2 separate regions of the Homo sapiens genome follow, and region 1 is linked to region 2. A link is an interaction called in ENCODE POLR2A ChIA-PET data of the cell type or tissue named here. Cell type or tissue: GM12878. All regions are shown on one strand. Each heading gives the region's core, and the rest is flanking DNA. Links, peaks and the distances in the headings are about the cores only.

Region 1 (10,488 bases), core at 1,083-9,082, 440 kb before region 2:
AGGAAGGCAGACATGGTGAGGTGCAGGGAGCTTGGGTTGTGGTGTGAAGTGGCAGGGGCTCATAAGCAGGTTAGTTTGGTTTTTTATCTAAGAGAAATAGATGTCCTTTGAAAGCTTTAATCAAGGGAGGATGACTCGACCAAATTTGCCTTCAGGAAAATTCAATGTAGCTAAAAAGAGGCCAGGGAGGAGGCAGGGAGAACATTTCAGAGGGTTGCTTTTTTTTCCTCCCCGCATTAAAATCATCCTCGAAAAGAGACTGGGCAGATTTATAATAGCATTAGAATATTTAAAACATGTAATACATTTGTTTAACTTCAAACACATTTCAGCATTCTCAACATACAAAAAATAACAGAACATTACAAATCGTGTTTAAATACAGACGGTTCTTGAACTTTCATTGACGTGATGTCTCTTGCTTTGCTGATAATGAGGAGTTCTACAGTTTGTTTAAAAACAGTTTTCTGCTGGGCGTGGTGGCTCATGCCTATAATCCTAGCACTTTGAGAGGCCGAGGTGGGCAAAGTGGGTGGATCACTTGAGCCCAGGTGTTCGAGACCAGCCTGGGCAACATGACAAAACCCTGTCTCTACAAAAAAATACAAAAATTAGCCTGGCATGGTGGCAGGTGCCTGTAGTCCCAGCTACTCAGGAGGCTGAGGTGGGAGGATCACCTGAGTCCAGGGGGTTAAAGCTGCAGTGAGTCGAGGTCACGCCACTGCACTCCAGCCTGGGTAACAGAGTGAGACCCTGTTTCAAAAAAAAAAAAAAAAGTTTAAAAATTACCACACTTAACTAAAACAAACAAACTAAACCCCCCAAACACTTCTCATGCCGGCTGACCCTCTTTGTCCACAGCTAAGAATGGCAGCAGAATGCTCCGTCACTATATGCAGAAACAAGACAACTTGAAGCTAAATGGAAGCCCTGCAGAGTCAACAGGTCCAGATTCACAGTGCACGCCCTGAGCTACAGCCCCTCCAAAAGGCATCTTCCCCCAGAGCCTCAATGCCAAGCAAGGAGCCGTCAAGAGTCTGCCTTGGTTGTTTTGTTCTTTTTACAAACCGTACAGATATACAATTGATAACTCAGGATTTCTAGTCAATAACCAGATAGTTAACACCACCTTATTAAAAAAAAAAAAGCCAGAAACATCTTTAAATGCCTTGTCACTCCAATAGCAAAGCGCACAGAATGAGAACACAAGAGTGCCTTTTCATTTTAAAAATGTTTGGAAATATGTACAACTTTGATAGCATTTCAGAGTGCACCAGACACCACTGCCGCTTCATGTATACCACTGACAATTTCTAGAGCACTTTGAGAGGCTACAATATGATCATGATCAAATTTTGTAATTAAACCTGATAAGGGCAACAGACACTACTTCTCAAATAAGAGATGTGTCAATTACAGCGCTCCCCTACTCTAAGGCAGGGGTGTCCGATCTTTTGGCTTCCCCGGGCCACACTAGAAGAAGAATTGCCTTAGGCCACACATGAAATACACTAATAATAACGATAGCTGATGAGCTAAACACACGTGCGTGCACACACACACACACTGACACACACTTCATAATGTTTCAAGAAAGTTTACGAATTTGTGTTGGGCAGCATTCAAAGCTGTCCTGGGCTGTGTAGGCTACAGGTTGGACAAGCTTGCTCTAAGGTACTTACAAGGAAACAGATAAACTATGTTTAAAATTTCTTGCCAGGTGTGGTGGCTCACGCCTGTAATTCCAGCACTTCAGGACTTTGGGAGGCCGAGGTGGGGGGATCACTTGAGGTTGGGAATTCGAGACCAGCCTGGCCAACATGGCGAAACCCCGTCTCTACTGAAAATACAAAAATTAGCTGAGTGTGGTGGCATGCGCCTTTAGTCCTAGCTACTTGGGAGGCTGATGCATGAGAATCACTTGAATCTGGGAGGCAGAGGTTGCAGTGAGCAGAGATTGTGCCACTGTACTCCAGCCTGGGAGACAGAGCAAGATTCTGTCTCAAAACAAAACAAAACAAACACATAGCATAAAATTTACCATCTTACCCATTTTAAGTGTACGGTTCAGTACAATTAAGTACATGCATGTTGTTTTGCAACAGATCTCTAGAACTTTCTCAATTTGCAAAGCTGACACTCTATGCCCATTAAACAAATCCCAGTTTTTCCCTCCCCCAGCTCCTGGCAATCACCATTCTTCTTTCTCTTTCTAGGAATGTGACTACCCGAGGTACCTCACATAAATGGAATCATCCAGTATTTGTTCTTTGGAGACTGGCTTATTTCACTTAGCCTGATCTCCTTAAAGTTCATCCATGTTGCATCATGTGATAGGTCATTTAGGAGGTTTTGCAGGAGTCTGAGTAAGAGCTGATGGGGGCTTGGACTAGGGCTTGGAGATAGAGATAGCAGGAAATAGAGTCGGGGAGATTGGGGAGTGGTAGAGTCACAGGACTTGGTGAAGGATGGGAAAGTGCTCCTGTTTCTGGCCTTGGTCTTCAGAGGTGACTGTGGACAGGCCAGTGGTACCCAGACTTGTAGGCTCCTTTGGACAATGGGGGTTGGGGGTGACCCAGGGGCTAAGTTGGGTGCAGAGGAAACCAAGGAAGAACCTCTTCTCTATCCTCAGCCCACAGCCTGGGGGAGACCAGAGGAGGAGAGCAGTGAGCAGCTGCTCTGGCTTCTTTGTTCCCCTTGTTTATTCTTCCTACAGAGCACAGACCTTGCAGCACCAGAAGGGTGGTCTTTATGGCATCCCTGATGAAAGAGGGGAGGAGGTGGGTAAAGTTCTGTGCTGTGTCCCTTTGCAGATACCACCAGGCTGGGCACCCCACGGGCTCATACTGCTCTTTCTGGTCTCTTTGATCGTCCTCGGAATTGTAAAGTCCTTGCCACCTAGAGACTTCCTCCCTGCTCCCATCTACCCCAAGATGTGGATGATTTTCCCATTGAAGAGGAAATTAAAGTGGAAAGAACCTTGCCCCGACTCCCTCCAGCCTGGAGGCAAGTCACTTCTTTCCCAGTGATGTCAACAGTGAACAAGGGTCGAGTGTCTGTGGAAGGCAGTCCCCACGTCAGACCTGGGATGCCCTGAGCAAACACGAGCTCCACCCTCAGAAAAGCAGATGTCTAGATGTGGCCGTCATGTCGATATGAACAGGTGTAGCGGTGGTTCACGAAAGAGGGTGGCTAGTTCTACCTGGTGTTGGGGCTGGGGTGAGTTGACAGAAACAGCTGCCGAGAAAATGAGGTTTTCTTGAGACGTGTCTTGGAAAATTATTTTTATCAGTTTGGAGGAAAAGAATCTCAGGGTGTGGAGGCAGATACCAGAATTACAGGCAGGGGGAGCAGCCTAAACAAAGGCAGCGAGACGGGAAACAGGCCCTGCCTTCAGCTTGCTGCCAGCCGAGATCTGCCCAGAGACCAGCAGGGACCAGAGCTATCAGGACTTTGGCTATTATCTCTGGCTATGGAAGGGATGGGGCTGAGGGAGGTGACACACTTCTGGCAGGGAAGCCATTTAAATGGTGGTCAGCTGGAGATAATTTTAAAGAAATTCCATATAGCACTTACGAGACACTCAATTTTGCGGGAGCCATACAAGTGTTAATTCATGTAATATTCACAGTCATCTTAACGGGGTCAGTCACCATCACGATCCCCGTTTTCCAGATGAGAAAACACCAAGCAACATCTTACCCGAAGTTGCACAGAGGCTGGGGATGGGATTTGAACTGGGTGGTGGGCTCCCCTCTTCTCTGCTGTTAACCACTGGGCTGTGCTCTGGGCCAGCCAGCTCTGAGCGCAAGTGTTAGGGACAGGGCTGGCGGAGGTTAATGAGGGAAAATGGCCAGGAGTTGGCTTCAGGAAGGGAGGCAGTGGGTGAGGGTGGAGCCACAGCAGGCTCCCAGAGGACGAGGCACCATTCACTGATCTGTGGAACTGGGAAAGGCCTCGAGGTCCTCAGTCTTCCTGTCTGTGAAATGGGGACAAGAACACCAGCCTCAGTGGTAGAAAGAGTGGTGTGAAGGTCCTTTGTGCACCCAGGGTGCTCTGTCAACGTAGCCTGGCCCTGCTGCCTCACCCCAGCCCTGCCCACTGGTGCAAGCACACTCACTGTCCCCTTTGTCCCCTTCTGGCTGCCTCTGAGGGATCCTGCCCCCTGGGAGTTTCTTTCTCTGTCATTTCCTGGAGGAGCTAGAACTGGCTTTGAAACCTGCCTGGCTCTTTAGTGGGAGAGAGGTAAAAGCAGTTCAAGGGATGTGGGCTGGAAGTATTTGGAAATGCAGATGGGCCACACGAGCACCTTTTATTTTTGTTCAGAACATCTGAGTCTCCCCGTGGGGACTCCCCCGCCCAGAGTAGCTCCTCCCCCCATGGCAGAGAGGATGAGAGAGCACCCGGGGGCTGCCATGAGCTCAGGGCAGGCAAAAGCAAGGCTGTCGCTCTCCTGCCCCACCCCTACCAAGCCACCAAAAATAGAAGGGCCAAGGTGTCAGCCCCAGGGAGGGGCCAGCCGGGGAAGCCTTTGAAGCCGGAAACAGCCGGGGAAGGAAGGCTGAGAGAAGCAAGTTTGTTAATATTCACTGGGCAGCAGCGGCAGTTGTCCCTGGGTTTTCTGTTTCCAAGGCAAGCAGACATCACCAGCCTAGCTCAGCAACTCCAGGGCCTGTGAGGCAAGGCCTGGGCTTGGCTCGTGACTTGCTGTGTGACACTGGGCAACTGGCAACCCTTTCTGGGTCTCTGTTGTCTCATCTGTAGCATGAGGGATTGTGACTAGATCACCTCCCGGGTTCCTTCCTGCTGCAGCGTTCCAGGACTCACACCTTTGGCCACTGACCCCTGCCCCACCTTCTGAGTGGGGTTCAGGGACTGTGCTGAGTCTGTCTCTGGGAAGCAGCAGGGTGCAGGGGCACACTGATGAGTGGTGCATGTGCCCAGGGGCAACATCAGAGCCGTTTAGCCACCAGGGCAGTCAGGCATGGACAGACGCATTTGGGAGGGGGCGGGGCCCTGTGTCAGCTGTTAACACTTCAGTTCCTGAAGCAGAGAAGTCTGGAGTTCTGGGGAGGGGCCAGGGAGGCAGGAGAGGGAAACACTGGGAGGGTTTAGGGCTTGGCCTGTTTATCAACTACTGTGGAAGTATTTTCACTGTTCTGACAATCCCTGCAACTATGTCCATGGACCTGCTGTCTATCCGCCCTGTTCATCGGGAGGAAGAGATGGAGAAGGCTGCCGGGGTTCTGGGAGTGGGTTTCTAGTCCTTCCCACCATCGGAAAAATTCTTGTCACTCGGAGTGGGGCCAGGTCACTGTTTCCCCTGGGTCCAGCCCCCAGGACCCCTGGCCTGCCACCCTTAGGACACCCCTTCTTCCCTGGGGCTGGGGAACAGTGAAGGGAGGCTCTCCTCCCACTCCTTTGCCCACAGCCCCCGTGGCTCCACTTGCCCAGCAGCTGTCCTGGACCACAGGCCAGGTGGCCTCAGTTCCTGGCTCCTCTGTGGCTGCCCCCTCTGCCATCTGCCCACCCCCACACAGGGCCCATTTGGCTACCCTCCCTTATATCCCACATCCCCTAGGTGAGGCCCTTTTCCATCCCATTCCAGCCTGGCCTGTAGGGGAGAAAGTTGAGATGGGGTTGGAGGGTGGGGTCAGCCAGAGCAGGTCCAGCATCAGGGCAGCTGCGGGGACCGGGGCTGGGTTCTTGGTGCAGGGCCCCCACTCTGCTGGCTGCCCCGACTTCCCTGTGCAGCAATTTCAGTTTCTATTTTGAACAGTTTGGGTTGGTTGCTTCTCTGTCTTCCTGCTGGGTGTTTATAGTGAGGAAAATAATTGGTAATATTTGCACAGATGTGCTGGCATTGCAGCTCGTCACGGGCACCTTTACCCAGGGGACCCTCCCTGCCCCCAGCCTGTCTCTGCCAGCCTGAGGAACCAGCCTGAAGGGGAGTAGCTGAAGCCCCTATGCCTCCCAGGGGCCTCAGGCAGCCAGACGCAGGCAGAGCTGGGAAGCAGGAGGCCTCAAGTGCCCCAGGCATGCCAGAGGCGGCCCTAAGCTGGAAGGGGGTGGGTGGGTGTCTGTGCTCCAGGGACTGATCAGGACAAGCCTGGGCTCCAAAGGATGGATCCTTTCTAGGGGCTGCATGAGGGAGGCCCCAAGGGCTTCGTTTCTTATTCCATTTTCTCCTACAGAGCCTGAATTTGCAGCTGAGGGTAGGGATGGGGTGAAAAGGAGAGGGGCAGGTCCAGGGTTGAAAATAGAAAATTGTGGCCAGGCGCTGTGGCTCACACCTGTAATCCCAGCACTTTGGGAGTCCGAGGCAGACAGATCACCTGAGGTCAGGAGTTCCAGACCAGCCTGACCAACATGGTGAAATCCCATCTCTACTAAAAATACAAAATTAGCTGGGTGTGGTGGCATGTGCCTGTAATCCCAGATACTCGGGAGGCTGAGGCAGGAGAATCACGTGAACCTGGGATCCAGAGGTTGTAGTGAGCCGAGATCGCACCATTGCACTCCAGCCTCGGCGACAAGAGTGAAACTCCATCCCCCCACCCGCAAAAAAAAGATAGAAAATTGTTTGGCTTCTCTTTCCCCTTCTCAAAGCCTGGAACAGCATTTCAGAGGGCTGGCAAGGAGGTGAGAATTGTGGACCATGAGGCTGCCCGCCCAGCCCAAGCAGGGCATGGACCAGGGTGCATGCTGCCCAGTGCCCTTTCCGGGGCCCCAGCCAGGCTGGTGATGGGTGGGACCACAGCGCAGGCAGGGCCAGGTGAGACTCCTCAGCCACCATGCCTCCTTCTCTTCCTCCTTTTTTAAAAATAATCTCTCTCTCTCTCTCTTTTTTTTTTTTTTGACAGGGTCTCACTGTCACCTAGGCAGGAGTACAGTAGTGTGGTCATGGCTCACTGCAGCCTCAATCTCCCAGGCTCAAACGATCCTCCTGCCTCAGCCTCCTATGTAGTAGTGGGACCACAGGCATGCACCATCATCCATCACGACCAGCTAGTTTTTAAATTTTTTTTGTGGAAATGGGGTCTCACTATGTTGCCCAGGCTGGTCTTGAACTCCTGGGCTCAAGCAATCCTCCTGTCTCAGCCTCCCAAAGTGCTGGGATTACAGGTGTGAGCCTCCTTCTTCACCTCTTGTATGTGCACATGGTGCATGTGTGTGTGTGTGTATGTGCATACAGCTTTTGTGCATGTGTGGGCTGTGCCTGTGTACATGTGCGTGTGTGTGCACAAAGGTTTGCGTGGTGTGTGGCTGTGCCTATGTGTATGTGTATGCCTGTGTGTGGGTACATGTATGTGCAAGTGTGTGCATATATATGGAAGATGTACATGTGCGTGTGAACGTGCATGCTGTGTGCCGGGGTTTGGCTTCTCCCAGAAGCCAACCCTGAGACAAGGGTTCAATTGTAGGCGGTTTATTGGGGGATGATCCCAGGAAGCACAGTTGGGGAGTAGGGAAGGAGGCAGGGTGAGGAAATCAGCCAATGAAGGGCATGTATCAAGCAGAGTGCTGCTGCAGGCAACTGAGCTCAGGCCCACTGGGGAGCCCAGGGAACCTGTGTAGAACACGACTGAAGCAGCCTTCAGTGTGAAGAGGTGAATGCAGAGGGGATCTAGGTGGGCACCAGGGCGTCTGCTGCTGGGTGGGTGGGTGTGGTGGACGTGGTGATATGCCACTCAGGATCCCTTCAGGAAGGATGGACAGCTTTCCAGCTGCTGCAGGTCCTGGCAGCAAACAGTCTTCAGGGCAAATGTTTTTGTGTTGTCTCAGCTGAAGACCACTGCCTTGCCTGAGGTCACACCCTCTTTCTGGGTGGCCCACATCTAATGACTGGTCAATGAGGGAGTGGAAAGACCTGGCTCTTCACCCCAATTTGGGTCAACTCTGGCTCCCCTGTGGGTTGGCCCAGCCTGTCATTCAGGACTGCATTGCAGCCTGACCTCTCCCTCTGCCCAGATCTGCCTCCCTCTCCATGCTTTTACAAACGTTATCCCAACAGCAGCCCCTCATATCCATCTCACAGGCTAATCTCTGTTTCTGGGGTTCGCAACCCATGCAGCATGTGTGTGTGCATACGTGCACAGCTGTGTCTTACAAGTAGGTGCACACGTGGATATGGGATGTGCATAACCTGCCTCCCCAGGGCCCTCCATCCAAGTGACCTAGAGGCCAGGCCAGTCCCTGTGCTGGCCCAGGCAGGCTCCTGGGGGCTCAGGTCTGAGAGGATATTGGAGATTTGGTGCTGAGCTGGGGCCTGAGGCAGGCAGAGATGCCTTCCTCTCCACATGGTCCAGGAGCGGCTCCTGGGATGGAAGAGATGGTGAAGGAGCAGGCAGCAGGGGCGTGGACTCCTTGGCCCCCTCACACCCTGTATCCACCCTTGGTAGCTCCAGGCAGCTCCATGGAGCCTCAGTCACCTTGGCTCACATCCCTTCCTCCCTGTCCTCCAAGGCTCTTGAGCCTAGAAGGGCTTTTTTTCCAGGCACGGATCTTGCTTTGGCTTGCCTAGAGCAAGCCAAATGCAGGCCATCACTCTACAGCCAGACTACTCCAAGCAGAGGAATCCTGGGATGGTGCAGACACTCTGGCCACCACTCCTCCTAAGGCCCATACGTGGGCTTGTCCTCTCCGCAGGCTGCCAGGGGTCAGAGCAGCAGACATAGCAACAGGTCAGTCTTGGAGAAGAATGGGATTCAGGCAAAGGCGGGGCAGGTAGCACAGCAAGATACCTAGAGGGCACCAGGTGTTACAGAAACATTTATTACAAGGATAAATCAGTACAATAATGGGACCTTAAAACTGCTGTGATGCAGGAGTGGAGGGCTGGGCAGTGCCCGAGGCAGGGGAGGACAGTGGGACAAGGGATGCTCAGTGGTGGAGCCACAGCCCTGGGCTCTGGATGGGGCATGGGAATGACCAGGTTCCCACATCATGCACAGCAGGGGCCTGTAGCTTGAGTCCAGACAGGCCTGCCCACATTGGTGCTGCCCCCCGCCTACCTGGAGATGTCTCTAAAATTCTGGATGTGCCCTAGTGGCTGAGGGTGTTGAGACTGGCACTGAGCAGAGATATCAGTGAAGATGCCCCAGGGGTAACCAGGTACCCACCACTGACCCCCTAGCATTCAGAGATGGGAAAACATCATTGGTCTTTGAGAGACAGGTGTGACGTTCCTCCTTGAGTTGGCAGAACCCTTAGGAATGGCTGTAGTTTGGCTCCAGCCCAGATGTTCCAGGCAGAATCCAAACAGCCTGGAAGCTTCCCATGGAAGGTTCCTGCCACATCCCTGCCTACAAATACAAAGAGTTATGTGACCAAATCCCTTAGATGAATTCTATTCATCCTAGGACTTGCTCAAGGGATACCTCCTCCAGGAAGCCTTCCTAAGCACCGCTGACTACTCAGCAGGCCATTCCTTCCCTGAGTCCCTTCCCTCATCTATACTCACTACTCCCTAGGGTCTCTCCTTGCTGCGTTTTCTGTAGGGCTGGACCTAGGGCCGTGCGCTCAGTGGCTGGTGAGCTGAGGGCACTCTCTGGGTCTAGTCTACTTGTGATGGCACCAGCTCACGGACCCCCAGGCAAAGCCCAGAAAAGGATGATAGGGGCGGGGAGTGGGGGGAGAGTAGGAAGAGTCATGTAGTACAGCAATATTTCAGGACCCTCTATTCTCTGTCATTGCAACTGCCTTTTGCACCCGCATGAAGAAGCTCCAAGAACCTGCCCTTGGTTCAGAGTTTACATACCGAGGCTCCTCTTCCCTATCTAGAATCTACAGTGCCTCACAAGCCCATGCAGAGATAAGCACCCTCTAGAATCAGAGACAGCAAGAGGCCCCCTTGCCTCCACGTATTTCCTTCTTGGCCTGCTGAGGTCTGGGCATGATGGGGCCAGACAGTGGAGTTGGGGGAAGCTCAGGCTGTCCCCAGGTGAAGATCCCTGTGGGCTGAAAGGATTGGGACGGGTCCCCTTGTGCTCTGGGCACCCCCTTTTCTCCCTGTAACCTCCTGCTCTTTCTCTGTGGGGAGGTTGGCAGGGTAGGTGGTGGGCTGGCTGTAGGGCAGGAGATCCTCTAGGGAATGGGCAGAATGGATGGAGCTAGGCCCTGCTGGGATGGCCTGGTGGGCAGCCCTGCCTTCTGTTTCCCGTCTGTAGCCTGGGTTAGAGAGTGGCGCCCCGGGCCCTGCTCTGGGGCTGGGAGCAGCGGGCAAGCAGAAGTGAAGGCTGAGCTCTGCAGGCTGTGGAATGGGGGTCTCCCCCTCAGCAAGCCACTCTCACGGGATCATCTTCAGGGGCCGGGCCTTTCCATAGGGTCTGCAACTCCAAGCCCCACTGCTTCCTCAGGTGGGCAGGGGAGTCAGGATGCAGGCCCTACTGGCTACTAGCCATGACCGTTCTGGGACATGTAAGCTGCCAGAGCCACCACCACAGCCACGTAGAGACCGGCCCCCACGGCGATGGCGAGTGTGGCTAG
Region 2 (10,488 bases), core at 1,158-9,157:
CTTTTCTTTTCTTTCCAGGTGGTTCGCTTTGAGGTGGTCTGAAGCCAAGGCCTCGCGGAGCTTCTTTGTGTGTCACCTTGCTTCCACGTTTCAGTTCTTGTTTTGTTTCTACTGCTTTAGTTTTTTTTAAAGTTCTCCAGTGTCCCCAAGAGGTATTAGAATCTTGCTGTACCCAAGCAAGACGTTAATTTTTCTTTTAACTGTTTTGGGGAGGGAGGGAGTGATAGCTTAACTGCTGAAGCCAGGCGGGGGTCTGCTGGAGGATTCCAACAGAGAGTATTTCCTCCACTGTACAATGTCACAGACTATCTCTATCATCATTGCTTTGTGGCTGTTTCTGTTTTTTACTGTATGTAACTGGTAGCTGATTGTACTAGGATTAAAAACAATAAACTTTCATGATAAAGCCGATGAGATTCATGGGCTATACAGCATGGGCCCTTTTCTCTTGTTTTCTTAATTTTATTTTTAATTGCTTTTTAAATATGGTATGTCCTAATTAAATGCTAGCTGAACATCCCAAAACCTTTTTTTCATTGAATATTATATGGCTCAATGATTCCGTAGCACATGTTGTAAAACACAGGGTTCAAATGATGTTCAAAACACTCATCTTTGTTTTATAGCTGATTTCTCTATCTTTGTGTCTTGAAGACTGACCAAGTTCAAATATTCATCAGTTCCCTGGAGCATATCCATTCTGTAACATGATGCTTTATTTAAAAATTTTTTTTGATCCTCTCTCTGTTCTTCCCTCTCTTCTTTCCTTCCTTCTTCTTTTCACTTTCTGCCTTTATGCTGTTAGGTTTTTATTTTTTCCTGATCTGGCTTTGAATTCTGGTAGACAGAACTGATGTATTCTGTGGAACTCAAGCTTGTTGCCTTCATTTGAACTTGAATTGTGGATTTTTAAATGAAGATTGCAGGGAAAGAGTATAAAGATGCAGAGCACTCTGGCATGTAACCTTTAAGCCTGTCAGGTTTTCAAGTTCTTGCCAGATTGTTCATTACTGGAAAGCATGGCCTTCTGCACAGAATTTCCTCTCTTGTGGTTAATACCAGGTGGAACCCAGAAACATACAGAGATAAAACCCAAATATTATTTCTATGTAAACACAGAAAAGGGACTCTTCCCTTTTTCATCCTGCAAAGAAAAAAGTCATCTTTTAGCATGAAAGAAGATGAGAGAGCCTTCTTCCTCAAGCATAATTTGCATTTTGTAATCCAACTCAGTAATTTGTAAATGTGTTCACTGAAGACTTCAATATTTTGAAATATTCTCTTTCAGGCCACAGATGAAAATCCTTTACTTTTATGACCTACATTAAAGACTGTATGAATAGAGCTAATAGTTACTAGCATTTGAATAGTATCACTTTGGGTTCAACAAATTGATATTATAGTACTGAATACCCCTAATTTAATGGAAATTCTAACAACTTTCTGTACTTTTATCTTCCCTGAAAATCTGAATTTTTAAGCAAGTGACTTTAAGTTCATTAAGTCAATATTGAATGTATAAATTGCTACATTAAATAACTTCTGCTGTTTGTAGTATTTAATAAGCTATTTTCATTGCTTATTGGCCTACAATACATTTCTGTGTACTGACCTTTCTCAGCAGCCTTTATTATGTAGAGTGAAGATATGTCGCAAAAATAGCCAAATAGAATTATTGTTTGTACAAAGACTCATTTACTACTTTCTAAAGCCACCCAATGCCTATTATCAAAAACAAAACTTCCATAATGTGTTCTCTAGTTCAGATGAAATGGAGGCCGATATGTTCTTCTGCAGGATGCTTTATTTCAGTTGTCCTTAACCTTGTGATGTTCTGACAGTAGTTAGAATGCCAATGAAATGAGTGGTGATTATCCGTGAGTCACTTGGAATCATGGGTAATTTTGCATATGTGTGTTTTCACCTTACAGCCATGGCTTTATGTCTGTGCTCTTATACCAGGGCAGGGTGGGAAGCTGGGGAAGAGTTAACATAGTCAGAAACGGCCTCTGCCAATTTTCAGAAGATATAGATTACGTGACCTTAGAGAATGAACATAGAGTGCTCCTACTTTAGAAAATGGGTATAACAACCTTCATGCAAGGAGATTAATGAAAAAAGATTTGGCACCAAAAAGAGTAATAGAGACAGCCAGCTGATAATTGATTTTGCTAGTCCAATGTGGGACTTAACAAAATTCTTGCACTTACATTACTATTAGAAGCAGTATCGTATAGGAAGCCCAAGGTATCTTGAAGAAGAAATTTGGTGTGGGTAGAAAATGCCTTGATAATACAAATATTTTAAGTTTGTTAAGAGGTGTCCTGGAAATGCAGAGGACTAATTTTGGATTCCATTATTTGCTAGCATTTTATTTTAATTTTATTAACATTGTCTTCTCTTAGAAAGTTGCTGGTTTAAATCATATGAGTTTTATTTTAAATCTTTTGTGGTGTCATGTTACTTAAAATAATCTTATGTTGGGAAAGGTTTCTGATACCTTGGTGGGTATTTCAGCTTTTTTTTTTTTTTTGTCAGCTCTGTAAAGGATGATTTCAGACATTTTAAACTGAAAGTGAAATCTCTCACTTAAGTGATCTAACTTTACTTGTAAACTTCCTGTGTGAGGAATTCAGTAGACGAGACCCAGAAATGTTTCTGTTTGAGAATATTTAGAGTTAAGTGCCGTATTTGAAATATTCAGGGACTGATTGTAGAATCAGAAGTCATTAATAATAATACACAAGTAGTCTATTGACAGTTGATTCATATAATTTTCTAGAAGTTTGAGTTTGATTCAGATATCAGTGTTAAATCCAGAAGTTTATTGACAAAGATAAAATCTTAAATTTTCTGGTTGGATTTGTTTTCCTCGTGAAAGAGTTTTGATCATTGAGCAAACCAAAGTAGGTGCCATGTCATCTAGAGATCGACTATTACATTTTTTATTAGATTGACTAAGAATCTCAACTGAGGTTTTCTTATTTTGTAGGCCCCTCAGTTTTTGTGTTAAGTATTTTATCCTGCTAACTGTGCAAATTGCAGATATTTTGGTAAAGATGTCTAGAGCCTGGCTTAATTACTAGGATTATAAAAGCAACAGATTCTCAGCTGAGATAAGTTTTGCTAAGCCATAGAAGGAGAATGATTTCTCATTTTTAGTATTCACAGACCCTAATACAAGTTCAGATTCTTCTAGAAGCTGTATGACCTTAAGCAACTTTTTTTTTTTTTTTTTTTTTTTTGGAGACAAGGTCTCACTCTGTTGGCTGGAGTGCAGTGACGCGATATAGCTCACTGCAGCCTCAACTTCCTGGGCTCAGGTGATTCTCCCATCTCAGCCTCCCAGGTAGCTGGGACTACAAGTGTGCACCACCACACCCAGCCTTTTTTTTTTTTTTTTTTTTTAAGAGATTGGTTGTTGCCATGTTTCACAGGCTGGTCTTGAACTCCTGGGAGCAAATGATCGCCTATCTCAGCCTCCCAAAGTGCTGGGATTATAGGCGTGAGCCACCGTGCCTGGCTGAAATATTTTAACCTATCTGAGCTTCAGTTTCCTGCCTATAAAATGAAAATAACAAAACACACCTATTAAACATTGAGATAATGCATGTAAGCTACTTGGCACAGTACTGAGCACATAGTAAAAGCTCAAAAATCAGTAGTCACCATCATCGTTACTTTTTGACTTGTTCTCATGTGTTCTTTTTGAAATTCAAAATATCCAGCTGGCTTGAAGATAGTTGTCACGTTTTATAGTCAGCTATCATAGACTGAGCTATGTCATATGTAATAGTACAGTGTGTTGAAAGAGTAATTATTCAGAAGCATTTTCAGGTAACCAGTGACATTGATTTTCAGAACTAGTACGGAGGCTTGAGAGGCTCAGGTGTAAAAGGTAATTTAGTACTTAGAGGGGGTTGAGTAGTAACAGAAAGTAGTTGTCAGACCACAGGTATAAACATAGGTGAGGGCACAGAATCATTGATTTGCCTTGATTTTCACATATTCAAGAAGAAAGTAACTTTGTGAATAAATAATGCGTTCATAAAGGTATAAAACTCAGGAGGTTCAAGTGTCCCATCCATCTTAACCCTCAGCCTCCCACGACTCCATCTGTAGAGGCAACCAGTGTTGAGAAAAATTGTGTGGATAAGCATTAAGTATTAATGTTTTTACCTGGTTTTTGTACACACACTACCTTATTTTTCCTTTACCAGTATGTTTTAGAGGTCATTCAGATCATATATAAAATATTCACATTTTCTCTCCCCCCCACCTCCTTCTTTGGTTTTCCAAAGGTACCTTCATAATATAAAGAGGTTTACTGAAAAATTTCAGAAATTGTTTCAGCTGCATCTCTGTTCTTTTCGTGGCATGGAATACATGGTATGGGTATATTTGTATACAATTCTTTCATATATGTAGGTTGGTGTAACCACCCTCCACCTTTCTCCTAGTCCCCCAACCCCACCATCTCTAACCCTTGGCAGCCACTAATCTGGTCTCCATTTTTATAATCTTGTCATTTAAAGAATGTTATAAATATGAAGTCATACAGTATGTAACCTTTTGGGATTGGCATTTTGGCTTTTTTCACTCAGCGTAATTTTCTTGAGATTCATTTAAGTTGTTATGTGTGTCAATAGCTTATTCCTTTTTATTGCTGAGTAGCTTTCCAACTCATTCTCTTTTGCAGCTGCAGAATGTTTTATGTCTTTACTATCATTTTAACTTACAGAGTCTCTATTAATGGGTATTCATGCTCTCGTTTACTGTTATAAATTATGAATTTCACATATACTCAGTCATTCTGCAGCTTCCTGTACTTGCCTGATTTCTAGCAATGAAGGAAAATACCGATGGCACCATTTCATAGACATACTCAAAGGATGACAAGCACTTAAGGACCAGCACAGCACAGCGGTGAACTCTCAAGACAGTATGACAGTAATGAGATGACGAAGGCACATCTTGTTTCCTGGAAAATTCTGCATGATAGGAGACTGACAAAGCAAAGAACCATGATGTGTCTTAGAGAACCAGAATGGTCAGAGACTCTGATGATCCCCTGGTCCACACGTGACTGAGAGTTAATACCTTAGGTCACTGTTCTCAGAACCTGGATATTTATATGCACGTGCACCTCAGTGACTGATCCATTCTCAGTTTTCAGGTCCATTGCTTTCACATTTGAAATAGTCAAGGAGCATCTTTATGACTGGGGCTGAGCTTCTGCATTCATGTACAGCCCTCTGCCTGCCAGCAGTGCCTTGCATTTGTGATCCTACAAAGAGCCTGTGGACTTAATGGTTTACTGTATAGGGAAAGGCTTGACTTTGTGTCTTCTACTTAAGAAGCTTGAACTTTTTACCAAATATTCGTACTCCTTTTCCTGAAAATACTGATCTAGGCTACAGATCCATCTCTTAACCATATTTGAAAAATTGAAATAATATCTTCTGCCATAACTTGAAATTCCACTCTCAGATCTGTTATTTCTGACAGTGAGTTTGTATTTCTCAAGTAGATATGTCTGATGCTTATTTCTTTTACAGCATCTGGCTCAGTGCATGGCTCATATATCTGTAGAGTGAGTAAATACAGGGAATGTTTCCTATGTGTATGGCAAGGGTCACAGACTCAGGCAGGTAACAGATGAGCAAGGCAGAGGGTGGAGACTGGTAAACTAGACAACTAGATAGGTCAGGTCAATCGGGGGCAGCACCTGCTCAGCCATAGCAGATTGTGGCCATGTGGGGATATAGGTCTCATATTGCCAGATTTCCTGGGTTTTCAAGAAAAAGTGAAAAATCTGGATTTTTATGTGAGATCTTCCAGTATTTCAGCATCAGGTTCTTTTTGTTTGTGAGTGCTTTGGCCCTCACAGCCTGCCTGCCACATCTGACTTGTGGACTGCCGGCTTGAAACCTTTGATATTTAGAGAAGTGGTTAGACCTTAGAGTTGGTTCTGGTGAGATCCTTCTTGTTTTACAGATGAGGTTTCTGAGACCGAAAGAAGGGAAGTGACTTGCTCAAAGTCTCACTGTTACTCAGTGGCAAAACAAGACTAGAATTTGGGTTTCCTGGTCCATAACCTGTCACTTTCTTTTTTCTTAACTACAATACCTCCTTTATGAAGACCTTCATAAATTCTAGGATGGTGAATTCTCCTTTATTTTGTGTGTCGTGTGCAAGTGGACATGTGTGTATTTACTAAACTCTGTGGACCTGGAAATACATTCTGATATGACTATCAGGAACAATGTGATTACTTCTGAAACCAACTTCCTTAAACTCTCATGTATAAGGTAGCTATACACCTAGGATCCCTCTTAAACACTTACTACTTGGTTGGGTAATTCTCATGAATAACAGAAGCTTGAAAATTAACAGAGTATTGGATTCAGTGATTGTACAAGAGCAGTGGAGTTTTCTCCACAAAGTAGAGAAAATCATTTGTGTATTGTTATGCAAATAGCTTACAGAACTATTAATAATTTTGTTTTCTTTAATTTGTAATTTCTTATGTAACTAGTCCATTTGCTTTCACCCAGTGATGAGCATCTTACCTGCTTCACTCGGTAGCGCTCCATTCCTAATCTTTTTAAGGACAAATTCATCAACTTGGCGTTAAAGTCTATCAGTAACATGATCCCAGCTACTTCTCCAGATTCCTCTTGAGCTGTCCTTACTACATGTGCACTACACTGCAGCCACACTGTGTGACTTATTCCCTGGGGTTTCTATTGTTTCTGCCTTGCTTTTCTCATCCTTTAGATATTAGCATTATTGGCTGGGCACAGTGGTTCACACTTGTAATCCTAGCACTTTGGGAAGCTGAGGCAGGCAGATCACTTGAGCCCAGGAATTAGAGACCAGCCTGGGCAACAAAAATGTCGGCTGCAGTGAGCTGATACTGCTGTCCACCCTGGGCAACAGGGTGTGAGACCTCATCTCAAAAAAAAAAAAAAAAAAAAAAAGCCAGGCACGGTGGCTCATGCCTGTAATCCCAGCATTTTGAGAGGCCGAGGCAGGTGGATCATGCAAGGTCAGGAGTTTGAGACCAGCCTGGACAACATGGTGAAACCCCATCTCTACTAAAAATATAAAAATTTTCAGCTACTCGGGAGGCTGAGCCAGGAGAATCACTTGAACCCAGGAGGCAGTGACCCAAGATTACACCACTGCACTCCAACCTGGGTGACAGAGCAAGACTCCATCTCAAAAAAAAGATCGGTGGTGGGAGAAACTGTCCAAAGGCCCAGCTCACATGGTACTGCGTCCCTGAATCTGTTCCTCATCTTGTTCCCTCCCAGCTCTCACAGGCTTTGTTTGTACATGTCCTACCATCTTCTCTTAATTTGCCTTTCTAGTAGAGTAACTTATATATCCTTCCCCCCCATCCTTACCCACTTACATACAAGCTCCTAGAAGGTGAGAATTATGTTTTACTCATCTTCCATCCTTGTAACACATAATATGCAGTATCTGTTACATATAGTTGCTACTCAAGAAGTATATTTAGAATTGATGACCTGGTGATTTTTAAGTATAAAATTAATTCATGTAGGTTCATATATGTATAATTTATAAAACCAATTCTTGTGTTTGCTTTTTCCCTACCTCTGTATCTTCCAGCTGGTGGCATATCAATACTTAAGGCGTAGCACATTCAAATGCCTTCAAAGGACAGGAAGATAAGTGTAAATGAGAGAATTGGCCAGTAATTTCATAATATATTTAGTTTTATTCTTTCAACAGAAACTTACTTTGTTTGCAGATTAGACATGTGGGAATATTCTTCACTCTTATAGAAAAATACCCTGTTTCTCATTCTCAAAACTTTTGGCACTCTCTTAGTTTTCCCACCTTTGGTAGAGACATAAGTACAGTATTATTTTTTCTTTACTGTGAGAAAAACAACAGCAGAAGCAGAATAAAACAGGGTACTTGGCCCTCTCAGCCTCAGGGTTCAGGAAGCAGTAGGGTATGGTGGAGGCTGGGATGGTGCAGAGTGCTTGTCCTGTCTCAGGGGACAATTCTCCAGCCAGTGGTTGGAATGAAGAAAGACAGACCCAATGTTACTAGATGAAGATAAAGTGGAAGTCTGCATTTTTATGTGAAATAGTCACAGTAGAAACAAATCACATCTGGAAGCCACATGTTACCAATAGGCTGTCATTTTGGGACTTTTCTGACATGCTCTAAAGGATGATGACAAGTCTGAAAGACAGTTATGGCAAAGAAGATATTTGTAAGAAAGGAAACATCAGGTTTTATTACATATAAATATTTTGAGCAGCACCTTTTTACTAGTATTTTGGAAAAGCATTTCTGTCTTCATTGAGCGAAGTGGCAATACATATGTAATATACTGATGCTGAATTTGCGGTGGGTTGATTTTTGTCCATTGTTGGCTTTCACATGGAAGCATGAATATTGTCTCCCCGCTACCCCTTTTGAGTGACATCCTTCCAGTACCTCCATTTCTCAAGTTGCAGGTAAGCACCTTGTGTATATACAGTTAAATAGTGGGCACACATCTATCCCAGGAAAAGAAGACAGTGAGAATTCCCTTTGGTTAAGTGGAGCAGTTGAATGGCCACTATACCTGGATGCAAATTTGATCCGAATTTTCTGCTCTAAACCCTCCACTGCTTTCTGCTGTTTCCACTGAGGAAAGAGGATGTGTGTCATTAAAGCTTTGTTGGGACCTGTCACAGTCAAGGTGGGTATAATTATGTTTAATTTATTGAAGTGTTTCTGGGCATCGTCTTTTTCAAATTCATATATTCTATCCAGAAGATGTGAATTCATTTTCATTATTAAAAAAATAAAATATTACAGATAAAGCTCAACACTCCCCCCTCCCCCTTAAGCACAAATACCTTGAATCTTAGAGGTAATTACTATTATTTTGGAGTGTGGCTTTTCCAAACCTTTTTGTGTGTATTTGTATACATATGTACTTGCCTATAAAAATACAGTTTTACTGTTTTTTACATGACTGATATTCTTTACATACTGTTCTGCAGACCTACTATGTCTTGGATACACACATGCATGTATATATGTATATATAGGTAAATATATATATAGGTAGATATAAATACATGCATTCATGTTTGTGTATATTCCATGATATGTGTATAATGGCTTACTTTTTCCTTTTTTTGTGAGTTTTTCACTGTCATACCAGTGTTGCATTGAACATCCTTGTAAATGCCTTTTGCAGGCTTATTTTCAAAAATCTTCCCTGGGGAAGATACAGAAGAATTGAATTACTGGGCTACAGGGAAACCATTTCTCTTTTTATTTTCTCCTAATAATTATCTACATGTGTGTTTTAGAAACAGTCTTAATTTAATATTGGGGGTTTCAAAATTTTTTTTCTCATTTTAAAATTCCAGTTTTATATGCTGTACTCATTTGAATTCTGCCTTTTGAATCTAGATTTGGAATTGATATGGATAAGCAAAATAGGTTCTAAGTGGTAGTGATAGTTCATAACCAGTTTGCTTTTGGAATAGGTGCTGTTTCAATCTTGGGGAAGGTAAAATGTCAATTGAGGAAATAATCTTTAATCATGAAGTTCTTTTTTCCAAGTCATTCTCTGCTCCCTTTGGAATTATGACAACTTGGATCCAGAGGTGCTGTGAAAATATTTTCTTACATCATACCTCTTCTTTTCATACAAGTTTGAATGATCCCGGAAAATACAGTTTTTGTATTTTCAAAAAAAAAAATGAAGTCTGGAACACCCACTTTTCTTAATAGGATCTAGTTTATTTGTTTAGGTAGTAAAGCTTTTATTAAAAGAACATACTTTGAGGATTTTCTGTTTCTCACCTGAGCCTTCTGTATTCACTAGATATGAAACTGAGTGCATTGGCAGGGCCTCTACTAGACCTGAAAGGCAGCATTCCCAGTGTTTATTTTCAGGGGCCAGAGGGAAGGCTATTGACTGACATTGGAGGCCTTAACCCCTGGATTGGTAAGGTTCTGGTGGAATGATTGCTTAGATTCCATAAACACTCGAATAGATGATTACTCCTTTCTGTATGTATGCATTTTTGGAAGAATGATAAAATATGAAAAGTGTGAAGAGTTGTGCACTCAAGTGGTGGTTTTGACCTGGGGAGCTTTTAAAACTCCCAAAGCTCAGGCTACACCTCATAGCAATTAAATCAGAATCTAGGAGTGGGACCCAGGCCTTGGTAATTTTTTAAAAGGCCACCAGGTCATTCTAATATGCAGCCAACTTTGAGAACTGGTGGGGTAAAGGGGATTTTAAATTTTATTTCATCTCTAGCTGATGATAGGTTCATTAAGCAAAACTTTCGAAGGCCCTGGTCTGTTGGTTAACTTTGCAGGTGTGGAAGATACAGTTGTTGGAAGGATACTTGTTAATGAAACTCTTTAAATGTGCAAAAGAAAATCCACCTAGGCTGAAAGAGTTAATGCGGTTTCCAAAGGTGCTTGATA

Evidence for each region. Peaks named below come from ENCODE experiments on the same cell type or tissue, not always from the same donor. Only the 100,000 strongest peaks of a DNase experiment are listed, where the experiment ranks them.
Region 1: POLR2A ChIA-PET joins it to region 2 with 5 read pairs; 1 of 35 experiments calls an interaction of 5 or more read pairs at or near these places.

What each region holds. Positions count from the first base shown.
Region 1 is chr14:74,397,140-74,407,627 of GRCh38, forward strand. SYNDIG1L (synapse differentiation inducing 1 like) reads right to left here. Exons shown (of 4, transcript NM_001105579.2): 4 at 8,760-10,488. The coding sequence ends at 10,396. Among named protein-coding and RNA genes, the nearest start is that of SYNDIG1L, 24 kb to the right of the region's middle. RefSeq lists enhancers at 4,413-5,322, 4,540-4,869, 9,999-10,488. In GM12878, for the core only: no CTCF peak of the experiment used is centred there; DNase peaks (open chromatin) are centred at 4,522, 4,902 and 5,764; H3K4me3 peaks cover 1,884 bases; H3K27ac peaks cover 2,264 bases; H3K27me3 peaks cover 153 bases.
Region 2 is chr14:74,835,757-74,846,244 of GRCh38, forward strand. YLPM1 (YLP motif containing 1) reads left to right here. Exons shown (of 21, transcript NM_019589.3): 21 at 19-1,562. It overlaps LOC105370569 (a long non-coding RNA gene), which reads left to right and starts at 3,410. Exons shown (of 2, transcript XR_944033.3): 1 at 3,410-4,389; 2 at 4,845-6,263. RefSeq lists an enhancer at 6,146-6,305. In GM12878, for the core only: no CTCF peak of the experiment used is centred there; DNase peaks (open chromatin) are centred at 5,139 and 6,005; H3K4me3 peaks cover 1,336 bases; H3K27ac peaks cover 2,672 bases.